Regions from separate parts of the Homo sapiens genome. Here region 2 is linked to region 1. Evidence: read pairs that join two places in POLR2A ChIA-PET (ENCODE). Cell type or tissue: K562. All regions are shown on one strand. Links, peaks and the distances in the headings refer to the core of each region. The heading gives the core; the rest is flanking DNA.

Region 1 (8,199 bases), core at 2,868-5,367:
CACAGGAATTCTCCCCACTCTTGGGCCCACTCACTCGTCTCCTGCTGAACACCTGACTGCCAGGTCCTGTGCTGGGATCCATGCGGCCCAGGCCCTGATCCTAGTGAAGAGATGGCCAGAGGAGGCGAGATGGGGCTGGGGGTTGGGGTCAGGGAGCACAGATTCACCAGGCACCCAGACTTATGGACTAGATAACTCCAGACCCACATTCCTGGATGCAATCAGAGGCTGACAAAGAGGAACGGAAGGGTTGCTTGGGCCAGGGGCATCCTTGAAGGAATGAACAAAAAGGTGGATCCCTGCTTCTGTGGCCTTTGTGGCTGATTTGTGGAAGACAATGATAGCGGCGTATTACTACCAAGAAAAGTAAAGGCCAAAGTCCTCATAATGATCTTCAAGGCCTTTGCTCTGTCTGCCCCCCTTCCAATCCTCCTTCAACCTCCTCTCCTCCCCTGCTCCACTCCTCATCCTCACCACTCTTGGAACATTCCAGCTCACTCCTGCTAGCCAAGGACGGCTCTGTTCTTGGGATGGAAGTAGGCAACAAACAGGTTGCTGACATTTTCCTGGTGCAGCAAAGCAAGCACCAGGAAAATGTCAGATAGAGAGGAAATAGCTCTCGGGGCTCAGAAAGTGATACCTGCCAAATAAGGCGCTTTGATAGGCTGAATAAAGACGCAACCTCAAGGTCTCTCTGCCAACCTTTCCCCCATCCTCTCTGTCAATCCTCTGTCTCTCCCAAAGCACAGGAGGAGGCTGTTCTCCGAAGTTCCCTTATCTGCTAGAAACTGGACCCCAAAGAGGAACACGATTGCTTTCGATCCCTTCCCTGAAATTTCATTAACTGGAGATTAAAATTCATATCACAGAGGAAGAGAAAATTAAACACCACATCTAGAGTCCAGACAAACTTTGTCCCAAATGAGTGTTTCTTCTTCGGTCCCACTCAATTTCCAAAGAAAATCATCTGTAAGATAATGTCTGCCTCCCAGGCCCATTAATGCCTCCTAACAGTCATTCACTCCTACAGCCCCGTCTCCCCTTCCCCAGCGAAGAAGCGGATATAAACATCTGGACCTCAATGGATAACTGGGTAATCATTCTCCTATGATTCCCCTGTGCTAGGCATGTTAAATACATTTTTTATGCTTTTTTTCTTCTATTTATCTGCCTATTGTCAGTGCATTTCCGGCAAACCTCTAGAGGGAGAAGGAGAAGCTGTCCTTTGGCCCCTACGTAGCACAGAATTGCTTGGATGGGGTGTATGGAACTCCCTGCTGGAGGGTGCTCCTGAATCAAGGGAGGGGGAATTTGATCTGAGACCTGAAAAGCTAGAAGGAACCCTCCGTACCAGGAGTGGAGGGATGAGCAGTCCCAGCAGAGGCAACAGGGTGGACAAGGGCCTTGATGTGGAAGAAGCTGACAGGTTCCAAGAACAGAATGAGACTAGTGAGCGAGTGGGGCAGTGGGAAGTGGGAGGCGGGGGAGCCAGCAGGGTCTGGGGGCAGTTTGCATTTTATTCCAGTTTGGTGGAAACCATTAAGAGGTTTTAAGCCAGAGAAAAACCTGTTATGTTTTTAAAACCATCATTCTTTCCAGCTTAGGCAACGTGGCAAGACCCCTCTCTACCAAGGGTAAAAAAAGTAGCCGGGCATGGTGGTGCATATGTGCAGTCCCAGCTATGTGGGAGGCTGAGGCAGAAGGATTGCTTGAGCCCAGGAGTTCAAGGCTGCAGTGAGCTATGATTGGGCCGCTGCACCCTAGGCTGGGTGACAGAGCCAGACCTTGTCTAAGAAAAACCTCCCAAACCAAACAAACATCATTAAGGCTGCAGAGTGGAGAACATACCATAGCCCATAGCACTGTGGGTGGGAGTTTGTGGGGGCATGTGTGGCTTGGACCAGTGGGGCTACAGGCAGTAGGACGCAGACTGGTTTGAAACATGGAGGCATGCCTTTTGATGAGTTGGGAAGAGGACTGACATTCCTGTACCCACTTCACATATGGAGAGACTGCAACTCAGAGGCAGTCCCTGCACATGGGGGACTATTGTCCACTTTTCAGATGTAGAAGTTGAGAGGGGGAGGAATTTGTCCGAGTAGATGCAGCTAAGGCTGAATGTTGGTCTCCAGGGCACCCTCCACTCCTGGACTGTCTGCCTTTGTAGGTGTGGCTGGGACTACTCACCGCCTGCCTTTTGCAGACAGGGAAATGGAGACTCAAAGAAGAACAATACTCATAGCGGTGAGCCCGCGATAGAACCCAGGGCCCCTGGTACAAAGTCTAGATTCTCGGTGTCCCTGCTGTAGTCCCTGCCCGCCTTCCTGGCATAGCTATAGAGAGAAGATGAATGTAGCAGAACTCACAAGAGGACAATAATGAACATGGTACCTAATCACACGCTTGCACACTCGGTGCTATGGACGCCCGGGGACAGGGGAAAGATGAGGAGGCTCAGATGTTTGTGGGGAAGTGGGTACGCCCCTGTCTGCCTCCTGCCTGGCTTGATGCCCACAGTGGGTGGGTGTGTATGTGTGCATGTGTATGTGATGGTGCGTGTGCATGCCTGTATAATTGTACATGTGAATGTGGGAGTGTGGTACCCAAAGGAACTCTGTCGCTTCCCCTGGAATGCTGGGCACCAGGGGCACTCGGTGTACCCAGCTACCTGCCTGTTCAGACCCAGTGTGCCCTCACTTCTCTGTCCACTTATCTGCAGAGACCTCTTGGCTTCTGTGCCTTATCTTTAGGCCCTGCTTAGCTTCTCGATGAAAAAATAATTAACCATAGCCTCATTTTCCAAGGCGTCCATCCCGCTCTGCTGGCCAAGTTAAAAATATTCACGAGGAGTAGGGCTGCTGGTGGGAGGAGCTGCCGCTCTGCGTGGGAGGGCAACCAAGGCCACAGAGAGGGGAAGGACGTATTGAAAGGGAGGTCTGGTGTGTGCCTGGACTCGGGGCTTGGAGAGGACAGAGGCCAGGGGCTGGGCTCCGGCCTATTCCCATTGTGGCCTCGCTGTGTGAATTTGGGCAAGTTCCTTGCCCTCTCTGAGCTCTGCTTCCTCCTTTGTTAATTGAGGAATTTGCACTAGAATTCAGTTCTCCCAAAGCATTTCTTCTGCATGTAAACAGGTGACACCCAAAACAAAAACAAATGTACAACAAATGCAAACCAAAAAAAGGCTGTGGTTAATTAAGTTTGGAAAAGGACACCAGGATATATAAAGTTAAATCTGTTTCTTTACTGCTGGGGCTTTTTTTTTTTTTTTTTTTTTTTTTGAGGGGGAGTCTCATTCTGTTGCCCGGGCTGCTGGAGTGCAGTGGCACGATATCACTGCAACCTCCGCCTCCTGGGTTCAAGCGATTCTCGTGCCTCAGCCTCCCGAGTAGCTGGGATTACAGACGCGCACTACCACGTCTAGCTAATTTTTATATTTTTAGTAGAGATGGGGTTTCGCCATATTGGTCAGGCTGGTCTCGAACTCCTGACCTCAGGTGATCCACTCGCCTCGGTCTCCCAAAGTGTCGGGATTCCAGGCATGAGCCACCGCCCCCGGCCTTAATTTAAGCAGGGCTTTTCAGAGCCTTTATTGATTGAAACCTTAATTCTTTGGATAAGTAATACATATGTCCACGGCATCTAATTCAGAAGTTGTGGAAGGCGATTAGGGAGCTCACACCTCTTTCCTGTACCGGTTGTGCCTCCTCTGTTCCTCCCTGGCAGCAGGTACCTGGCAGCTTCTAATGCATAGCGAGACTGTATCGCATGCACCAGCAGATACCGTGTAGACTCGGCCAGTATCATGGTAAGACACCACCGGCCTCCCAGGCAGGAGCGGGAGTATGGATGGCTAGTCACAGCCCGCCCCCAGCATCTCTGGGACCAACACCTGGAGGAATACCCTTTGAGAATTGTGGGGTCCCTGGTCCTCAAGTGCCACGGGAGTTTGCGTAAGAGGGGAGTTGGCAGTGCTGCCCTGCAGGTTCAGACCCCCATCTTGCAGAAAGCCCCCATGACCTCTGCCCATTGCTGTCCCCCGCGGGGCTGTCCTGCGCTCCAGGGAAGCTCCCGCGCCCGCAGTGCATGTGGGGACCCGAGAAGGGCAAGCCCAGCTTGAGTGCCCGCGGGCTGCGCCGGGCGTGAGCGGCTAGCCCCGCACGGGCGGGCGCGCTGTGGGCGTGGGGAGGCGATGCGCGTGGCCCGGGGAAGGTGTGTCGCGGCGCGCGGGGGGTGTGAGCGCGCCTGCCCGCCCCCGCCCCGCCCAGAGGCCGGGCAGGTGTGGGCGGGCGGCCAGGACCCCGCCGAGCCGGGCTGGAGAGCCGGCGGGAAACAGGAAGCAGGGGGAGGCGCAGCCGGACGGCCGGGAGGGAGGGCGTGCAGACGGACGCGCGGGGTGGCCGGGGGCCGGACGCACGACCCGGGGCGGGCGGCAATGTGGGGAGGCCCGGGCAGCCCAGGAGGCTGCGGGGACGGGGGCGGAGCCGGGGGCGCCACGGGCACCGCCCCCCTGCGCCGGCGGAGCCGCCGCCCGAGTGCGGACCCGGGAGCCCGAGGCGACTGTAGCGTGCGGGGTGAGTCGCGGGGAGCTCGGGGCGCGCCCCCGACGGCGGGTCTGCGGACGACGCCCCGGGGGTGCTTGGCCGCACATCTAGCCCTAGGGAGCCCTGGTCGACCCCCGTGCGCCTCTTGCCCGCAGACCCTGAGGACACGGCCATGCCGGGCCGGGCGGAGGCGGGGGAGGCCGAGGAGGAGGCCGGGGCCGGCTCGGGGTCTGAGGCGGAGGAGGACGCGCTGTGGGAGCGAATCGAGGGCGTCCGGCATCGGCTGGCTCGCGCCCTGAACCCGGCCAAGCTCACGCCGTATCTGCGCCAGTGCCGGGTCATCGACGAGCAGGACGAGGAGGAGGTGCTGAGCACCTACCGCTTCCCGTGCCGCGTCAACCGCACCGGTGAGCCGCGGGTCCCGAGTGGGCCACGACCTGGGCCGGCCGTGCCCTGGGGCGCAGCGCCCACAGCCGTGTAGCGCGAAGCTAGGGCTCTGCTGCCCTGGGGCTCGGTCTCCGCATCAGTAGAGTGGGCCGGCTGGGTATGCCCACCAGCCTGCCTCCTCCCCACCCACCACTGCGCCTTGGCGGTCCGCGTTGCCCACACCGGGGTCAGAGTTTTGTCTCTTGGGGTTCTCTCCCACTTCCTGGGTCCACATTAGAGCAGAAGGTTGGATGTGGCTGCCAGGGCCGGCTGGGCCTGGGACCTCCCGGTCACAGCCGGTGGACTTGGCACCTTTCCTGCGCTCTTTGATCTCCGAGTTCTGTCTGTCCCCTCCTCTGTGCACCATACACTCCTGGGGGAGTCCTTTTTCAAGTGTCAAGATCCGTCTCAGCTTTACGTGGGTCCCCACTCCCACAGGGTGTGCCTTTGAACCAGAACTCAAAAAGGCATGATGGAATGGTCTTTAATGGTGGAATTTCAGGCATGGCCAATGGGAGAAGTATTTTCTTTGCTTCTGGGGATAGAGGGGGCTTCTCTGTGCCATTGAAAAGGCAGGCTGCATTTGCGGGCCGGCATCTGTGTCTGTGGGGGGTGTTGGGGAGCTCTGGGAGCCCAGGAGTCATGAGGGAATGTGCTCCCCTGGCTGTGGCAGAATGGCTCTCTTCTCTTCCCTGATGTGTTGGGACAGGCCCCTGTGTGTGTCACTGGCTCAAAAATCTGGGGAACGTGGGCCTGGAGCATGGTGGGGGCAGAAGCAACCAGGCACCTGGGGAGGCCTTCCCCTAGACCCTGGGTACATCCCCCCACTACTCTGTAGGGCGCCTGATGGACATCTTGCGCTGCCGTGGCAAGAGGGGCTATGAGGCCTTCCTGGAAGCCCTGGAGTTCTACTACCCCGAACACTTCACGCTGCTCACGGGCCAGGAACCCGCCCAGCGCTGCTCCATGATCCTCGGTGAGTGGATCTGCGGTGGATGCTGGCACCTCGGACTCCAGTGCACAGGCTCCTTTCCCCATCCCTGTTAGGGAGGCGCTCCCACTATGCCTGTTGAACAGTAAGGGAAACTGAGGCATGGAGAGGCTGAAGGGGCTTGCCCAGGGCCCCACGGTAGGCTGAGGGTGGGGCTGGGTGCTAGTGCCGTTATTCCAAGTTCAGAGCCACATGCTTAAGATGGCTCTTTCTTCGTGATACTGTTTTCAGACATATGTCTGACATACACAGATGTATAGTTTTTTATGTAAAAAAATACAGAGGCTCCAGGTGACTTTGAATTTTTTTTTTTTTGAGACAGTGTCTTGCTCTGTCACCAGGCTGGAGTGCAGTGGCGCGATCTCAGCTCACTGCAACCTCCGCCTCCCAGGTTCAAGCGATTCTCCTGCCTCAGCCTCCCGAGTAGCTGGGATTACAGGCATGGGCCACCACGCCCTGCTAATTTTTGTATTTTTATTTTTAATAGAGATGGGGTTTCATCATGTTGGCCAGGATGGTCTTGATTTCCTGACCTTGTGATCCGCCTGCCTCGGCCTCCCAGAGTGCTGGGATTACAGGCGTGAGCCACTGCGCCTAGCTGAATTTTTTTATATAAAAAACACAAACACATACACACACGCACACACGCCTACGTGTGTATTTTGCTTTTTCTTAGAACAACTGATTTTAGTGATTCTTTCACCTCTGTTACATACACTTGTTTTAAGTGACTGCATACTGTTCATTAGTGAAGTTAGGACATAATTCATTTAACCCATTTCCAGTTGATGGATACCTAGGTTTCCAGTTTTGTATTATTACAACGATACGGGAACATCCTTGTATGTGCGTCTTTGTGCAAATGTGTCTCAGGCGAAGAGGTTCTGAGAAGAATTTCTCAAAGAGTCTGTGTATTTTAACTGTTAAATCAACATACCTCCTACCAGGAATGTGTAAGGGCCCATTTGAATCCTGGGGATCATGTTTAAACGTTTTTACCATTCTGATATGTAAAAAATAATGTTATTGTTTTAAGTTTATATTTCATTGAGTGATACAGTTCACAGGTTACTAGTTATTAAACCTTGGGTAAATAACTGCTCTGTGCTTCAGTTTTTCTGTCTTTAAGATGGGTACAATAATAGTACCTACCTTACAGTGTTGTCATAAAGATTAAGATATATCTAGCACAAAGAATGAAGTTAACAAATATTAGTAGCTACTGTAATTATTGTTGATAGGTTGGTGCATATTTTCCTGTATTTATTAACTATTTTTATTTTGGGACTTGCCTATTGATAGTTTTTGTCCATATTTTTATTTGGTTGTTGATCTTATTGATTTGTAGGAGCTCTTTATATATTACGGCTCTGAGTTCTTGTTATATTTTCTCCCACTCTGTTGCTTATTAACTTTGTTACATCTTTCATTTTTCAAAGGTTTAAACATTTTTATATGGATTTGTCCATCTTTTTTCTCTTATAACTCCTGGATTTTGTGTGTTGTTTAGGAAGACCTCCCCTGCTCCCAATTCTACAAATATATTCCAGAATTTCCCTCTAGTGTTTTTATGGTTTGAGTTTTTTGACACAGTATGTTATCTCCTGGATTTTACTTGCCTGAGCTGCCTATTCTGTCCCCTGTTCTGTCCTGGCAGATGAGGAGGGGCCTGAGGGCCTGACCCAATTCTTGATGACAGAGGTGCGACGGCTGCGGGAAGCTCGCAAGAGCCAGCTGCAGCGGGAGCAGCAACTGCAGGCCCGGGGCCGGGTGCTCGAGGAGGAGCGGGCAGGGCTGGAGCAGCGGCTGCGGGACCAGCAGCAGGCTCAGGAGCGCTGTCAACGGCTGCGGGAGGACTGGGAGGCGGGCAGCCTGGAGCTGCTGCGGCTCAAGGATGAGAACTACATGATCGCCATGCGCCTGGCACAGCTCAGTGAGGAGAAGAACTCGGCTGTACTTCGCAGCCGTGACCTGCAGCTGGCGGTAGGCCCTGGGGAGATGGGTCGGGGAGGCAAGGGAAGGGGCAGCTTTTGCAATGTAGTAGCCAGCCAGCCTGTGTCCCAGAGCCACCATTGCTGGCTCTTTGACGTGGATAAGTCCTTTTAGTGCTCGGTGTACCTACTTCATTGGGTTATGACTGTGGTTCTCAATGGGGGGTGATTCTGACCCCCTAGAAACATCTGGCCATGTCTAGGAAATATTTCTGGTTGTCACAATTAGTGGGGATTTATTGGCATCTGG
Region 2 (2,500 bases), core at 1-2,500, 110 kb before region 1:
GCAGGATGGGCACAGCTAGCCCTGGCTGCTTGTCCTGCTCTGAGGAACCAGGCCCAGCCTGCCAGCTCCCCTCCGGGGATCCTGGGGCTCAGTCCTTCTGGTCCCTTCTACACCAACCACCCAGCAAGGGAGGGAGACCTGCCCCCTGACAGGTGGCTCCCCACCCAGCTCCATGTCACCCTGCCTTGAGAGGAGGGAGGCATGCCCTGTCCGACTGGCTTGTCACCTTGGGGACAGCTGACTGGAACACGATGTTGCGGATGGGCTGGGGGGCGGTGCTCAGCATGGAAACCACCACCACCAGCACGTCGGAGCGCCCTGGCAGTGGGTCCCGGGCAAAATGGAAGAGGATGCGGAAGCCGTGCTGGTCATACACAGTCACGGGCAGGATGTTGCCTGTGGGAGAAGGTGGGAGGGCGATGGGACAGCTGAGCTGCAGCACATCCGCTCAGCCCCCAGCCCCCACCCGGCTGGCCTCAGGAGCTGGCTGCTGTACTGGCAACAAGAGCAAAGTCCTCCTTTGGGGCCTTACCTGGACCCTGGGTGGCAGTGCAGGCAGGGGCACAGAGCGGTGCCCAGAGAGGGCAGGTGAACCCCCAGTCTGATAGTGGAGGCAGGACACCCACCCCAGAGCCGAGTCACAGCCCAGCTTCCCCCGATGCTGTGTGGCTGCTGCCTGGAGTGCTGGGGTGAGGGACTTGGTGAGGGTGAGTCTCACGCTGTGTGACCTTGCGGCAGTCACTCCCCTTCTCTGAGCTCAGGGTTCTCCTACTGGTGAGAGGGGCAGCTCTGCCCACTGCTGGGAGACACTGTGGGGGTAGTGTCTTTGGTCACAGGGAGCTCATAGAGGGCAATGCTGAGGACCACCAGGCCTCATGTGTCTGCTTGGGGCCCGGGGCTGGGCCATGGTCCCCTTACTGCTCCTGGGCTGGAAAAACCCAGCCTTGGATCTGGGTCTTTATCATGGTTCAGTTCTGTAATCTGGGGGAGACCCCAAACCTCTCTGTGTCCTGGGCCCTGCCTTCCTGGGGATGGAAGGGGCCCAGAGCCTACTCCCTAGAGGTCTTCTTGCTTATATAAGCCTGGAGTTTGTACAGCAGTCCTCTGATTGCTCTGGGGCAGATAAGGAAACTGACTCCTGGGAAGGGGAGGGCCTTGTTCAGAGCTCCCCTCTGGTTGGCCAGTGGCAGAGCCAGGGGAGCCCTGCTTTCCCACTAGCTTCCCCAGACAGAGCTCCTGACAGGGCAGCAAGCTGACCCAACCCAGCCTGCACCTGCCCCAGCCCTACTCACTGGGTTTGATGGACTCCAGGGGCACAGTGATGCTGGCCAGTGAGAGCTCGGTTGGTACGGGCTGCTGCGGAGGCCTGGGGGGCTCTGGGGACACGGTGTGGAGAAGGCTGGTGGCGCTGGAGCTGGGGGAGCTGCAGCTGCTGCTCTTATTCTGCAGGTCCCGGAGTGTGAGCCGGGGGGTTGGCTGCTGCTTCTCCCTTAATCGGGGGACAGTGCATTAAGAAGTGATTCTTGGCCAGCGTGGTAGCTCACCCCTGTAATTCCAACACTTTGGGAGGCTGAGGCGGGCAGATCGCTTGAGCTCAGGAGTTTGAGACCAGCCTGGGCAACATGGCGAAACCCGGTCTGTATAAAAAATACAAAAAACTAGCTGGGCGTGGTAGCGCACACCTGTGGTCCCAGCTACTCAGGAGCCTGACGTAGGAGAATCGCTTGAGTTTGGGAGATGGAGGTTGCAGTGAGCCGAGATCATGCCACTGTACTCCAGCCTGGGTGACAGGGTGAGACTCCCTCTCAAAAAAAGAAAAAGTGATTCTTTGGTGATGGAGAGATCAGGGGCACAGGAAAGGCTGGCACGTGTGGCTATCTCTCTGGCCTTGGGTCTTACCTTTAGAAGGAGCAGCTCGTGTTCTCCCTCCACCCTGCACCCCACCTATTCACTCCAGCCCAGTGTCCTCCCCTCTGCCGGCCCTCTGGACCTTTCTCAAGGGAGCTGGGAACACCTGGGGGGAGGCCAGGCCAGTGGGCCCAGGTCTGCCTTGGGCACTGTTGTGTTTCCAGAGGCAGGTGCACTGCTTGGCATCTGCTGCTTACAAAACAAGACAGCAACGAGCCTCTCCCTGCTGGGCCTGGACAAGCCCAGGAGAAGTTGCTGGTTTGTGGGAACAGGGAGTGCTCCCCACCCCATGCCAGCCATGGTGGGCCCTCACCACCGCACTTGCTGGGATTCCGGGGGCAGCGACTGCTGCAGGAGGGTCTTCCCCAGGAGGTCTAGGTCGTCCAGACCGCTGCTTGCTGGCAGGGATGTCTGCGCTGGGGGTCGGCTTTCCATACTGGGGGCCTGGGCCAGAGCAGGGGCTGGGGGCTCAGTGGCATCCGACGACTGTGGGGAAAAGGATGCAGGTGGGGTGGGGCTGTCTAGAGAGGTGTCAGCATCACCTGATCCTGCCCTGAGGCTCAGTGTCCTCCTTGCAAATGACATCTGGGAA

What was found. Peaks named below come from ENCODE experiments on the same cell type or tissue, not always from the same donor. Only the 100,000 strongest peaks of a DNase experiment are listed, where the experiment ranks them.
Region 2: POLR2A ChIA-PET joins it to region 1 with 5 read pairs; 4 of 35 experiments call an interaction of 5 or more read pairs at or near these places.

Annotation. Positions count from the first base shown.
Region 1 is chr22:37,515,715-37,523,913 of GRCh38, reverse strand. It overlaps CARD10 (caspase recruitment domain family member 10), which reads left to right and starts at 4,499. Exons shown (of 20, transcript NM_014550.4): 1 at 4,499-4,948; 2 at 5,806-5,943; 3 at 7,616-7,941. The coding sequence starts at 4,714. In K562, for the core only: no CTCF peak of the experiment used is centred there; DNase peaks (open chromatin) are centred at 2,891 and 4,413; H3K4me3 peaks cover 1,575 bases.
Region 2 is chr22:37,629,892-37,632,391 of GRCh38, reverse strand. It overlaps GGA1 (golgi associated, gamma adaptin ear containing, ARF binding protein 1), which reads right to left. Exons shown (of 17, transcript NM_013365.5): 13 at 2,222-2,394; 14 at 1,293-1,489; 15 at 227-396. Among named protein-coding and RNA genes, the nearest start is that of SH3BP1, 8.5 kb to the left of the region's middle. In K562, for the core only: no CTCF peak of the experiment used is centred there; a DNase peak (open chromatin) is centred at 1,171.